Linked DNA regions of Homo sapiens: region 2 is linked to region 1. Evidence: read pairs that join two places in POLR2A ChIA-PET (ENCODE). Cell type or tissue: MCF 10A. All regions are shown on one strand. Each heading gives the region's core, and the rest is flanking DNA. Links, peaks and the distances in the headings are about the cores only.

What was found. Peaks named below come from ENCODE experiments on the same cell type or tissue, not always from the same donor. Only the 100,000 strongest peaks of a DNase experiment are listed, where the experiment ranks them.
Region 2: POLR2A ChIA-PET joins it to region 1 with 5 read pairs; 2 of 35 experiments call an interaction of 5 or more read pairs at or near these places.

What each region holds. Positions count from the first base shown.
Region 1 is chr20:62,303,094-62,309,001 of GRCh38, forward strand. It overlaps ADRM1 (ADRM1 26S proteasome ubiquitin receptor), which reads left to right. Exons shown (of 10, transcript NM_007002.4): 2 at 475-688; 3 at 1,368-1,484; 4 at 3,104-3,227; 5 at 3,555-3,641; 6 at 4,278-4,359; 7 at 4,503-4,735; 8 at 4,928-5,085; 9 at 5,275-5,377; 10 at 5,562-5,769. The coding sequence starts at 476. The coding sequence ends at 5,668. Among named protein-coding and RNA genes, the nearest start is that of ADRM1, 3.1 kb to the left of the region's middle. RefSeq lists a silencer at 1-13 and an enhancer at 2,693-3,196. In MCF 10A, for the core only: no CTCF peak of the experiment used is centred there; no DNase peak of the experiment used is centred there.
Region 2 is chr20:62,587,381-62,593,463 of GRCh38, forward strand. No RefSeq gene overlaps it. Among named protein-coding and RNA genes, the nearest start is that of LINC02970, 13 kb to the right of the region's middle. RefSeq lists enhancers at 1,450-1,957, 4,389-4,889, 4,890-5,390. In MCF 10A, for the core only: no CTCF peak of the experiment used is centred there; a DNase peak (open chromatin) is centred at 3,131.

The DNA.
Region 1 (5,908 bases), core at 2,544-5,043:
CGGGGGCAGGGGCTGCTGGACCAAGGATGGGGCGGGGGCAGCCAAGACGAGAAGGTGGCCGGCGCGGCGGGTGGGGCCTGCGGGGGCCGGGCCGGGCGGGGGTTCTGGGGTCTCGGGCGCCGCCCCGGTTCCGCCTGCGGCTCTGAACGTGGGGCTCGGCGGGAGCTCGGGCGGGTCTGCCCCGCGGAGCGGGTCGCCGGGGTGGCGCGTCGAGGCTGGTGCCCCGCGGAGACGGCGTCAAGCCTAGGGCCGGCCCCACTAGGCTTGGCGGGGCTGCCCCGGCCCAGCGCCGAGTGCGGGCGGTGCGATCGTCGTGAGCGGGGCAAACGCGGAAAGGCAGCCCGGCGTGTCTGAGTCTGCCTTAGGCAGCTCTGGGCGCAGGCCCCCTGCTCGCAAACACCCCAGGGGGCGGGAGCTTGCCGGACCGCAGGCGACAGTGACCGCCGCGTCTCAGCGTCCTCTCCGCGCTTTCAGGATGACGACCTCAGGCGCGCTCTTTCCAAGCCTGGTGCCAGGCTCTCGGGGCGCCTCCAACAAGTACTTGGTGGAGTTTCGGGCGGGAAAGATGTCCCTGAAGGGGACCACCGTGACTCCGGATAAGCGGAAAGGGCTGGTGTACATTCAGCAGACGGACGACTCGCTTATTCACTTCTGCTGGAAGGACAGGACGTCCGGGAACGTGGAAGACGTGAGTGTCCCTGAGCCGCAGCAGCAGGACAGGCGACTTCTCGGGCCCTCGGAGTCCTCGCTTTGGAGTTCGCGGTGGGGGCTTGGCCGCATCTGGGGACCGCTCGTGGGGCCGTCATCGACTGCCCTGCTGATGGGTCGTCCTGGTTTCCGCGGTGACAGGGGCATCTCGGCCACTGTGTATCTTGAACTGTCCGTGTGAGGTGCCTGGGTTGGAGGTGTGGCCCTGGAGAGCCCGGAGCTCTGTGCCTGGCCTTGAACTGTCCGTGTGAGGTGCCTGGGGTTGGAGGTGTGGCCCTGGAGAGCCTGGAGCTCTGTGCCTGGCGGCTTCACTCAGTCTTCTTTGTTTTTCAAACTCTTAGTTGTTCTTTGTTACATTTGAGAGCAGTTCAGCGTTGACTTTTTAACTACTCTGGGAATGTTGTTTCCAGCACGTCTCAGAAACCCCGTTGCCATCTGAAAGGCCCCTTTCCCTGCTCTCTCCCCCGGCCTTGCCTTTCATGGGCTGTCTCTGACCCTGGCTTCTCTGCCTTGTGGAGACCCTGCCAGCGAGGGGTCTGGCGGCTTAGCTGCCCCTTGCGCACCCCACCCGGTTAGACCCAGGGCTCAGTACGCTCTCCTGAGACTGGGCACAGTGATGCCATCTGCGCCACTGACTCTCTCTTCCCCTGGCTTGCCAGGACTTGATCATCTTCCCTGACGACTGTGAGTTCAAGCGGGTGCCGCAGTGCCCCAGCGGGAGGGTCTACGTGCTGAAGTTCAAGGCAGGGTCCAAGCGGCTTTTCTTCTGGATGCAGGTATGGGGCAGGCCTTGGGGTTGTGCCTTTTTGTTGCCCTGCGATTCGGTTAGGAACTTGCTTACAGTGTGGTGCAATTGGCTTTTATAAACCAGCAGGCGCCGGCCACACCCGGCCACACGGCCTGAGATGCCACCTCAGGGCTGCGGTGCATGCTACCTGGGGCCGAGGTCCTCTCCCAGAGTACGGAGGCTCCAGGCTGGGCTGCGGGCAACCGATTGCGGTGTGAAATTTCCAGGCAGACAGACATGCTGGCCCTGGTTCTAACGATGCCCAGTGCCCTCTCTCTGCCCCTTGCCGTGGGTCACTGAGGCCCCCACAGCAGAGGCAGAGGCCCCTGTGTGGCTTCCCTGCTGGTGCTCACAGAAACGAAGCATCCTGCTCACACTTTCCACAGTCCTGCCCCTTCCCTGGCAGTGTGTCCTGGAGGCCAGGGGTGTCAGTGCCCAGGGTTTCTCTTACCCACAGCTGCAGAGCGTCTTTTGGGTCTAGAGGCCGCTGCTCATTCTGCCATCTGTCAGTGACCATTGAGCTTGTTGCCGTTTTTTGTGCTGTTACAGGCAGTGTTGCAAAGAATTTCCCGGTACACAGATCATTTTCCATAAGCCAGTATCATCTGTAGGTGAAAACTGGTGGCGGGCCTGTGGTCAGGAAGCGTGTGCATGCGTTTGCAGTGTGGAGAGAGAAGGCCATGCTCTCTGCCAGAGGTGGAGCTGCTGTCCCCACCCCACCCCCCTTGGCACTTTCAAGAGCAGGGGTGGCCCTGGCTGAGGTCTCTGTGGAGCACATGGTCTGTGTTGCTGGTCACCTGTGCAAGTAGTGTGCAGCGGCCTGAGAAAATGAACAGGCATAGCCAAACTCCAGTTAAACTTTATTTGCAAACACAGATGGCGGCCACAATTTGCCACCTGCTGGTGTAGAACGTGTTTTTCCACGGTTTTGCCAAGAAATAGTGTCCAACTGTTACCACCATCTCCCTTTTTTCCCCGATTTTCCTGTTGGTGGCTTTTAAGTCCCCCGTCCCTGCTTTGCCATGAGAGCAGGGACTCCCAGTGTCCCTGGCGCCCTGCAGCTTCCATAGCCATTCGGGGTGTGCGTGGGTGCTCTGCTCCCAGCTCTGTGAGCTCGCAGGTCGATGCTTCTGACACTGATCTGTGCACATGTGTGTGCACACGCGTGTGCTCGATTGTGAGCGCCTGCCGTGGCCCTGGGCCGCGGTGTGCTGAGCGGGCCAGTTCGCTGCCTTCCACTGGTTGAAGGAAGGAGACGGGTGTGTAAAGAACCGCACCCCAGAGGGCAGGAGGGTGAGAGGGCTTGGTCTGGCAGCAGCTAAGTGCCTTCGGAGCTCTAGGCTCCCCATTTGTGAAATGGGCGGAGGGGGACAGGGCACACCCGGGATTGCGGCGGATGGGGACAGGGCGCAGAGCATCGTGCTCAGGAGGCGCCACTGCCGTCCCCTCACCTGCTGGGCCGGGTCCTGTCTCCTCAGCATTGTGTGGCCAGGCACACGCGCCTCTGCGTCTCAGGTCCCTCACCTGGAAGCCAGGTCAGAGGATGGCTGTGGTGGCCCTGGGTGAGCTGGCGCCAGCTCCTGCCCTTACATGCCCTTCCTCTTGCAGGAACCCAAGACAGACCAGGATGAGGAGCATTGCCGGAAAGTCAACGAGTATCTGAACAACCCCCCGATGCCTGGGGCGCTGGGGGCCAGCGGAAGCAGCGGCCACGAACTCTCTGCGCTAGGCGGTAACTGTCACATGTGTCACGTGAGCTCAGGGTTTCCTGGGAGGCCAGAGTCTACTGTGGATGACTCGCCCCCTCAGCACAGGTTGTTTGGAAGTGGAAATAGAAGATTCTAAAAGTTAGAGACCCTGTGAGCTCCCTGGGTCACTCCCCACTCCCACCTTCACGGGGTAGGACGGGTCTGCATCCCACCGTCGCCTCACTTCAAGTGGTGCCCCCTGTAGGGTTCAGGGGCAGCCGAGTGCGGTGCTCAGCAGAGGCGCAGGCAGTGCGGTGGGGCCCGCGTGGATCTGGCTGGGGCAGGCCCGCCTGAGCTGCAGTGTTTTCCAGGTGAGGGTGGCCTGCAGAGCCTGCTGGGAAACATGAGCCACAGCCAGCTCATGCAGCTCATCGGACCAGCCGGCCTTGGAGGACTGGGTAACGTGCGCCACCCGGGCTCTCGGGCAGCTTCTGCTGGGAATGCTTTGAGGCCCGGTCTCTGTTTCCTTTAAACTTCTGCTGGCTCTGTCTGCGTAGTGTCGGGGAGCCTGTGTGTCCGCAAGCTGGTTCCCCTTTGGGAATGCGCTTGTTTGCCTGTGGCTAGAGCTGGGTAGGCGAGGGCTTCTGGGCCCCTGGTGAGGACCCCAGCTGGGTACTTCAGAGGAGGGTGGCTGGCCGAGCGGTGGGGCTGGAGGACTGGAGGGAGCTGGGGTTCCTGCGCCCTGGGTCCCCTGGCCCTACATGGCTGCCTGCCTGCTGCCAGCTCATGGAGTGCAGACCCGTGTGCTTGGCCCTTCAGAAATGCTTGTCCCTTTGGGTGGGATCTGGACTGAATCTTCTAATCTAAGCACATGAATTGTGTAATGGGATGGAACAGAAATGACCTTGCTTCCAGAACACAGCCGCAAGTGTCCACCCGCCCCACGCCGCTCCTCCAGGCCTGTGGGTCCCCACCGCCCCGCTTCTTCCTGGCTTTGGTGTTGGGAATTCCTGCTCCTCTGGCCTGGGGAGGGGCCAGGCTCTTTCTGGTGGGCTAGAGGGCATCCTGAGCTCGCATTTCCTTGCCCCTCGCAGGTGGGCTGGGGGCCCTGACTGGACCTGGCCTGGCCAGCTTACTGGGGAGCAGTGGGCCTCCAGGGAGCAGCTCCTCCTCCAGGTGAGCCTCATCGCTCCTGCCACGCAGGTGCCACGGTGTTAAGGGAGGGGCAGTGGGGAATCCTGGCCCAGCACCCTGGACCCTGCGAGTAGGCCCTGCCGTGTGGGGCGTGTCCGCTCCAGCGGTGCCCTCTCTCTTCGCAGCTCCCGGAGCCAGTCGGCAGCGGTCACCCCGTCATCCACCACCTCTTCCACCCGTGCCACCCCAGCCCCTTCTGCTCCAGCAGCTGCCTCAGCAACTAGCCCGAGCCCCGCGCCCAGTTCCGGGAATGGAGCCAGCACAGCAGCCAGCCCGACCCAGCCCATCCAGCTGAGCGACCTCCAGAGCATCCTGGCCACGATGAACGTACCAGCCGGGCCAGCAGGCGGCCAGCAAGGTAACGTGTGCTGTCGCCTGGAGCTGGGTGGGGGGCATGGGGCCTGCTGACCCTCGCACGCTCACCTTCCAAGGCATCTGCCTAGTGTGCGCGCCTGGGGTGCTGGGGCCATGGGCTGAGTCCCTGCTTGCATGCCTTCCATGTGGGCACTTAGGCTGTCATCGAGCTGATGGCCGTGTTCTTGTGCCCCAGTGGACCTGGCCAGTGTGCTGACGCCGGAGATAATGGCTCCCATCCTCGCCAACGCGGATGTCCAGGAGCGCCTGCTTCCCTACTTGCCATCTGGGGAGTCGCTGCCGCAGACCGCGGATGAGATCCAGAATACCCTGACCTCGCCCCAGTTCCAGCAGGTAGAGGCCGGGCCCAGGGTGTCCTCCACTGTGTGCTCAGGGAGTGGGCAGGGGGGAGGAGGAGGCCCTGCCCCACCTTCACCATGGCCAGTGCTTCATGTGCCTGACCCGCAGAGCTGGCAGCTGAGCAGTGTGGCTCTGGGGTGCAGCCCGGGTTGGAGCTCAGCCCTCGCCTGGCTCTTCTTGCAGGCCCTGGGCATGTTCAGCGCAGCCTTGGCCTCGGGGCAGCTGGGCCCCCTCATGTGCCAGTTCGGTCTGCCTGCAGAGGCTGTGGAGGCCGCCAACAAGGGCGGTAAGTGGCTGCGCCTGCACCTCCAGGCCAGAGCCAGGGGCAGGGTCCATTCCTGTCCCCCTGGATCTGCAGAAGTGGGGCTGAGGGGGTAAAGGTCACAGCCCTTCTGCCCTTGATCCCATCGCTTTGATCCCCAGTTCTGGGCAAGGGTTAGACACCACCTTGTGTCTTTAACGTGTTCTAGATGTGGAAGCGTTTGCCAAAGCCATGCAGAACAACGCCAAGCCCGAGCAGAAAGAGGGCGACACGAAGGACAAGAAGGACGAAGAGGAGGACATGAGCCTGGACTGAGCCACGCGCCGTCCTCCGAGGAACTGGGCGCTTGCAGTGCGTTGCACACCCTCACCTCCCACCCACTGATTATTAATAAAGTCTTTTCTTTTACCTGCCAATGCTTAGTTTCTTTGCCCAAAGGGAGTTTCGGCTGGACAGGTGCTAGCGTGGGGAGCTGCTGTAGGGTCCCAGAGACAGTTAGTTATTTGACCTAACAACGGAAAACGGTCACCCCAGGAAGAGTTTGGTGCCTCTGTC
Region 2 (6,083 bases), core at 1,978-4,477, 280 kb after region 1:
AAAACAGATCCCTGGAGGCCCGGCTCTTCCCTCCTTTCTTGCTTGTAGTTCTCAAGAATAACTGGAATATGCTGGATGCACAAGCCCCTGAGATAAAGAGGAGCATGTGGAGCACCCGGGGCTCTGCTCCAGCCCCTCCTAGAGCGGAATGTCCTAGAACGCTGCAGCCCAGCGAGCCACGTTTCCTGAGTGTAAGATCAGAGTGGGCCGCTTTGGGGTTCATCAGCTGCGGGGCAGCATGGGCACAGGCAGACAAGGCCCGGGGGAGGGAAGGTGACAGAGAGCAAGTTAGGGAGCCGGTGACCACTTGGGGACCAGAGCTCAGATCCAGAGGGACCCCCTGGGTGTTGAGAACCCTGGGAATTAGTGTGCCAACTCCTGCCCCTCTTGGTGGGGGTCTCTCCAGGGCGAGTGAAGTCCTAACACTTAGCCAGCCCCACACACCACACACTCACACCCAGAGATGTCCTCGGGTGGGGGGCGCAGGCACTGAGGAGGCCTGTGGGGTGCCGGGGTGGGGACCCCGTCTCTGCCGCAGGTATCTGCAGCTCTGCCACCAGGCTCTTTCAGCACCAAGGAGAGCAGCTGAGGGGCTCCTGTGTTCCTGGGGGCCCGTGTGCTCTCTGGACCTGCAGCTGGTCCCATTCTGGGGTCCGTGCCTGTTCCCGGAAGCACGGATCCCAGGCAGGCAGTGGGCTGGCCTGGCCTGGTTCTGGGAATCACTTTGAAGGCAGTGTTTTATGCCACTTGCCTGCCAAGGCAGAGAGTGCTGCGGCCATGGAGGTGACAGCTTCCCGGGCGGCGACTGACGTGGGGAGGCTTTGCTGATTCATTCTGGGCATGAATAACCAATTTCCTCAAAGCTGCCGGGGTTTGTGAATCAGGGTTCCCAATAAGAATGAACAAATCAAATCCATCTTCTGGGGCCTTTCATGGGACACTCTCAGCTCCCCAGTGCGTCGTGGGGTTTATAGCATGGCAGTCACTGGAGTGAGCTTGCTTAGAGATCAGCGCCCGGCCCTCTGGAGCTGGGAAGTACAACCTGCTGCAGTGCCCACACCTGTGTGGCCACCAGGCTGTCTCCAGACCCCGGCTCAGGCAGCTCCAACACTCGCCAAACCCTTCAAACCCCAGCCCTCTGCTGGGGTATCTTGGTGGGTGCTGGACAAGCCCCGTGTTCAGATGGGGCTGAGTCCCTGTGACTTTGAGTCCCTCTGACCACTAATGGGGAGAGAAATGTGTGGACAGCCGATGCCAGCCATAAAATCCCCGTGAGAATTACTCAGCCTGTGGGAAAATGGCCAGTAGCCGGGGGCCATCTGAGGGCAGGAGAAGGCTCCAAATCAGGAAAATCTGCCACATAATTGAGTGCCTGGGGCGGCTGGTGAGGCGTGGACAGGGCTAGGAGCTGAGCCCCACCACAGCACCTGCCCACCCCTGGCCTGTGCAGCAGCTATGGCTGGTGATCCCGGACCTCTGTCTAGGCATCAGACACAGGACCCACCCTGGCCCTAAGTTCCTCCACTGCAGCCCCTGGAGCTGCCTCCCAGGAGAGGCCCAGTGCCGGGGAGGCCTAGAGGCTGCAGCGTCTCCTCTCCACCTGGCTTTCCTCTCAGCTGCTCTGTTTAAGGAAACCCTGACTCACAGGCCAGAGGAAGATCGCCCGGCAGAGCTCTCAGCTCCCCAGGGCTTCCAAATGAAGTTTCTTTTAATAAAACCTTGGTGATCAGACAGGAGGCCCAGAGGTATCTGTGTGAGGTGGAGAGGGTCAGAGGCTATGGTAGGGGTGAGGGCTCAGGCAGCTGGCCCTGAAGCTGCAGCTCTCCCTCTGGGAGTGCAGTGGTCCCGACCTCACAGGCTCAGCCTCAGCCTCAGCGGGGTGTTCCAAGTCGGCCTGGAGTCCCCTCCCCAGCACTTCCACCAGTGAGCTCCTGCCACCTGAGGCGCACTGGGGAGAGGCCAGCTCCTCCCATAAGCTTCCCAGCACCCACAGCGAATGTCTGCCCAGCAGGGCAAGGGCACGAGGGGGCAGGCACACTGTCTTCCCCGAGGCCTGGAGCTGGGAGCCCAGAGGTATGCCCTGGGTGGGCGGCCTTTCTCCTTTACTCGCTTTTTTTCCAAGCCAGCCTGAACTTAAGGGGGGCGGTGCACTGCCAGCTGAAGTTTGAGGGCCTGGCCTGGGGAGGTCCGGGGGGAGACATCTTATGCTTTACCAGCAGGAACTGGGTTAGGACAGGGCTGGCACAGACCTGGGGATGTACGGGCCCTTCTCTCGACAGGAACTGGCATCAAAGATTTAGGGGGGACCCTAATACAGGGGAGAGGGTCCCTGGCTGAACAAGCCAGGAAGCGGCAAGCGAAGACAAGCCAAAAACCATGTTTGGGAGCAACGAGGCGGACCCCGGCCTGCGGCACTGCGAGTCCTGATCTTCTGGGCCTGCACACGTGGGTATGTGGGAGTGTGGTCGTGCACAAGAGTCAGAAGGCAGTGGAAGCTGTGTTGGGTGTAAAGTACTGCACATGTGACACAGTTGTACACAGATGCACACACACGTGCACACAAGCGCATGCATACACAAACAGAAATGTGTTTGTACACATCTCACACCCATATGCATACGCCTGTGAACACATGCAGACAAGCATGCACGCTTCCAGGTCCAATGCAAACCCACTTGCACAAACACACACACGTACACACAAAGCCCAAAGCAAAGCTGGCCCCTGGGAAGCACTTTTTGGGAAAGCAAAGCAAAAGTGTCAGCAGCTGGAGCCTGGTGAGTCTTGGAGCACACCCCACCTCCCCCAGTTTCATGCCACTGACGACAGGGTTTGGGTATCAGCATGGTGACTGGTTGGGGTCTGTGTTTGCAAACACTGTGCCAAGCACTGCTGGACACAGCGCATGTGCCACGGAGCTCTGGCCCCAGAGCCAGCAGGCAGCGGGCATGAGGACTCCAGTCAGAGAGAGGGGCTGCGGGAGAGGGAGGGTCCCGGCTGGCTGTGGCAGCCACGGGAGAGGCAGCCACATGGTTCCATTAGCAGCCATCTCCAAGCTGGAGCCAGAGATGACTAAGGGAGTGCGGAGGGATGGGACGCGGTCCAGGAGAGCCTCACCCAGCCTCCTCCGGCAGGGCCTGCCCTAGTAATGCCCGGTGAATAATTCAGCAGAGGCCAACCCAGACAGGAAGTGAGCAGGGCGGGCTTCAGGCCAGGCAAAGGGCAGGCAGGACATAGGTAGGCGGAGTGGCCGCCTCTGCTTGATGGATTTGGGGAGAGCCGTGGAAACCAGGACCTGGGGGCCCAGGGACTTGCTGAGGGTCCCCCAATGAGAGGAGGGACCTGCTGACCCCCTGCTGACCGCATGCCCTCACTTTTCCCTGCACGCACTGGCCCTGCCTCCTGATCCTGCGGGTGCCCTGCCTGGCACTCCCAGGCCCTTGTGGGGCTGAGTGTGGTGGCTGCATGTGGAGGGGTGACGTCTCCCCACCCAGGAGCTCAGGGCAGGACCCTCATTCTGGTTCCCTGAGCAGCAGCCCGGGGTGTCAGCAAAGTGTGGGGCATGGACCCCGTCCCCTCTTCCCCTGCATGCTGGGGTTCCCATGTCCCCAAGTGCATTGCACACTGGCAGCCAGACCCACGTGGCTGTCTTTCCTGCACCGCGTGCATCAGAGCTCTGGGCTGTGACCACTCTGAAGGTGGCTGTCCTTAGATACTGAAGACCCCTGAAGAGGCCGCCCCACCCCCTTCTGACCTGCTGTCCCATCCTTTACCCTCCAAGGGCATTTCTCAAACTCAACTGCACACAGAACCCCGAGGCGCACGTGCTCGAGGCCCCCGCTGGGATCTAGGTTCTGCAGGACTGGTGGCATTCGGCATTTGAAGCAAGGTCCGGTGCAGGAGGGCAGCCCACAGCCCTGCCACTCAGAAAAGCTGGGGAAGCTCCCTGCGGATGTTGGGAAGCTGGGCAGAGAGGCCACACGGGGGCTGGGGGGAAGCGCTGGGAGAGGTGAGGGGGAGCTACAGGGAGAGCCCAACTCCACTTCAGCCCCCACCGTCACTGTCTTGATGGGGCTCAGGTGGACATGAGGAGGGCTCTGTGCTATGACCTTGGTGCATCCTGGGGCCCTCAGAGGAAGCCCACAGAGGCACCTGCACCAGCCCCAGGCCCCCACCAGAGCTGAGCCCCAGTGGAAGCGGCTCCATCACAGGGGCCATGCACATGGCAGAGAGGGACACACCCCAGGAGGAGCAGCACCCAGCATGGGCACAGTGCTTGTGCATGTGTCCACATATGTGCGTGTGTGCTTGTGTGTCTGCCCGCATGCATATGCACGTGTGTGTGCATTTGCATACGTGTGTGTATGTGTGCATGTCTGCATGTGCGTGTGTGTGTCATGTTGGAGGAGTGGTGTGCCTGTGTGTGTGTGTGTTCACGGTTGTGTGTGTGTATGTTGTGTTGGAAGAGTGGTGTGCATGTGTGTGTGTGTTCACGGTTGTGTGTGTGTGGGTGTGCACGCGTGTGTGGGTGCTGTGTTGGAGGAGTGGTGTTTGTTTCTAAACAGAGCTCTTCCATGGCAGTAAAGGCTGGGAATGCGTGTGGGGGTTACTTCATTCTTCCCTGGCCACAGTGTCTCTATCTGCCTCCCAGGCCTGGCCTCAGGCTTATTGAGGAGATGCCCTCAGGATCCCTCCAAGATCAGCAACACCCCCACCTCTGGAGCCAGGGACCACCACGTCCCCAGGTGCTCTTCAGATGCAGGCATCCCCGTCTGCCCGCTGTGGCCCTGCAGAGAGTGAGCTGGGAGGGCTGACTTCAGGGCTGGGTGGCAGAGAGGCACATTCTGGTGGAGTCCGCAGGCCAGTTGGCAGCTGGGCAGCCCAGCTGGTGCAGACAGCCCCCATGCCTGCCCAGGGCCAGGCATGGACCCCATGGCAGCAGACTCCACCCTGTGAGCAGTCCACAGGCAGCCTGGAGCACAGCCCCTCTGTCTGCTGAGGCTGGGTTCAGACACCCTCAACCCCTCTCAACTGTGTGCTTGGGACTCACCTTGGCCTCCTAGTGTCCCAGTTTCCTCACTAGGATATAGGCAGCCCTGGCCTCTAGGAGGGCTCAGAGAATAGACAGACGAGGCCACTGCCCCCAGGTGGCCCACATTCTAGTGGGAGGTGCCTGGGAGGAGCACGTGGAAATGGTGTCTGGGTTTCATCAGAGAGGATGGGAATGATGGAATAGGGGTGATGGGCACCTGCACAGGGAGGAGGAGCTTTGGACGCACAGGGCTCAAAGCAGATGGGATGGTGGTGCTCCCCAGGGGGAAGGGGAGTGATCCTCCCCAGGGGAATGGGGTTGTGATCCTCCCCAAGGAGAAAGGACACTGGTCCTCGCCATGAGGAAGGGGCATGGATCCTGCTCAGGGGGCAGGGGATGTGGTCACCCACTGGGGCTGGGGAGAGTGAGCCCTCATGGTGCACATGGCAGTGAGTGTGTGCATGCGTGTATGGGTGTGTGTGTGCGTGCATGTATGGGTGTGTGTGGGTGTGCATGCGTGTATGGGTGTGTGTGCGCATGTGTGTATGGGTGTGTGTATGGGTGTGTGTGTGTGCATGCATGTATGGGTGTGTGCATGCATGTATGGGTTGTGTGCATGCGTGTGTGTGCATGTGTGAGTGTGTGTATGCATGTGTGTGCATGCATGTATGGGTGTGTGTGCATGTGTGTGTGTGCATGCATGGGTGTGTGTGCGTGCATGTGTGTGTGTGTGCATGCATGTATGGGGGTGTGTGTGTGCATGCGTGTGTGAGTGTGTGCCCGCCTTTCAGCCGTGTTCTCAAAACTGTGGATCTGCTCAGCCCTGAGGGAAGGCTGGGCCATACCCTAAAAATCGATCTTCCCTCTCAAGGTGCCCCTGTGATCCGCTCAGCCTCCTGGGCTCAGGGAGACTTCTCCACCTTTAACCAGAACCAGAATCAGGCCTATCCAATGCGCTGCCTTTCAGGTCGCGGAGCCCACACAGCCTAGAATCCATCCTTCAGATGTCTGTGTTCCTTTGGACTAAGCGGCGGCCCTGCTCTCCAACCCC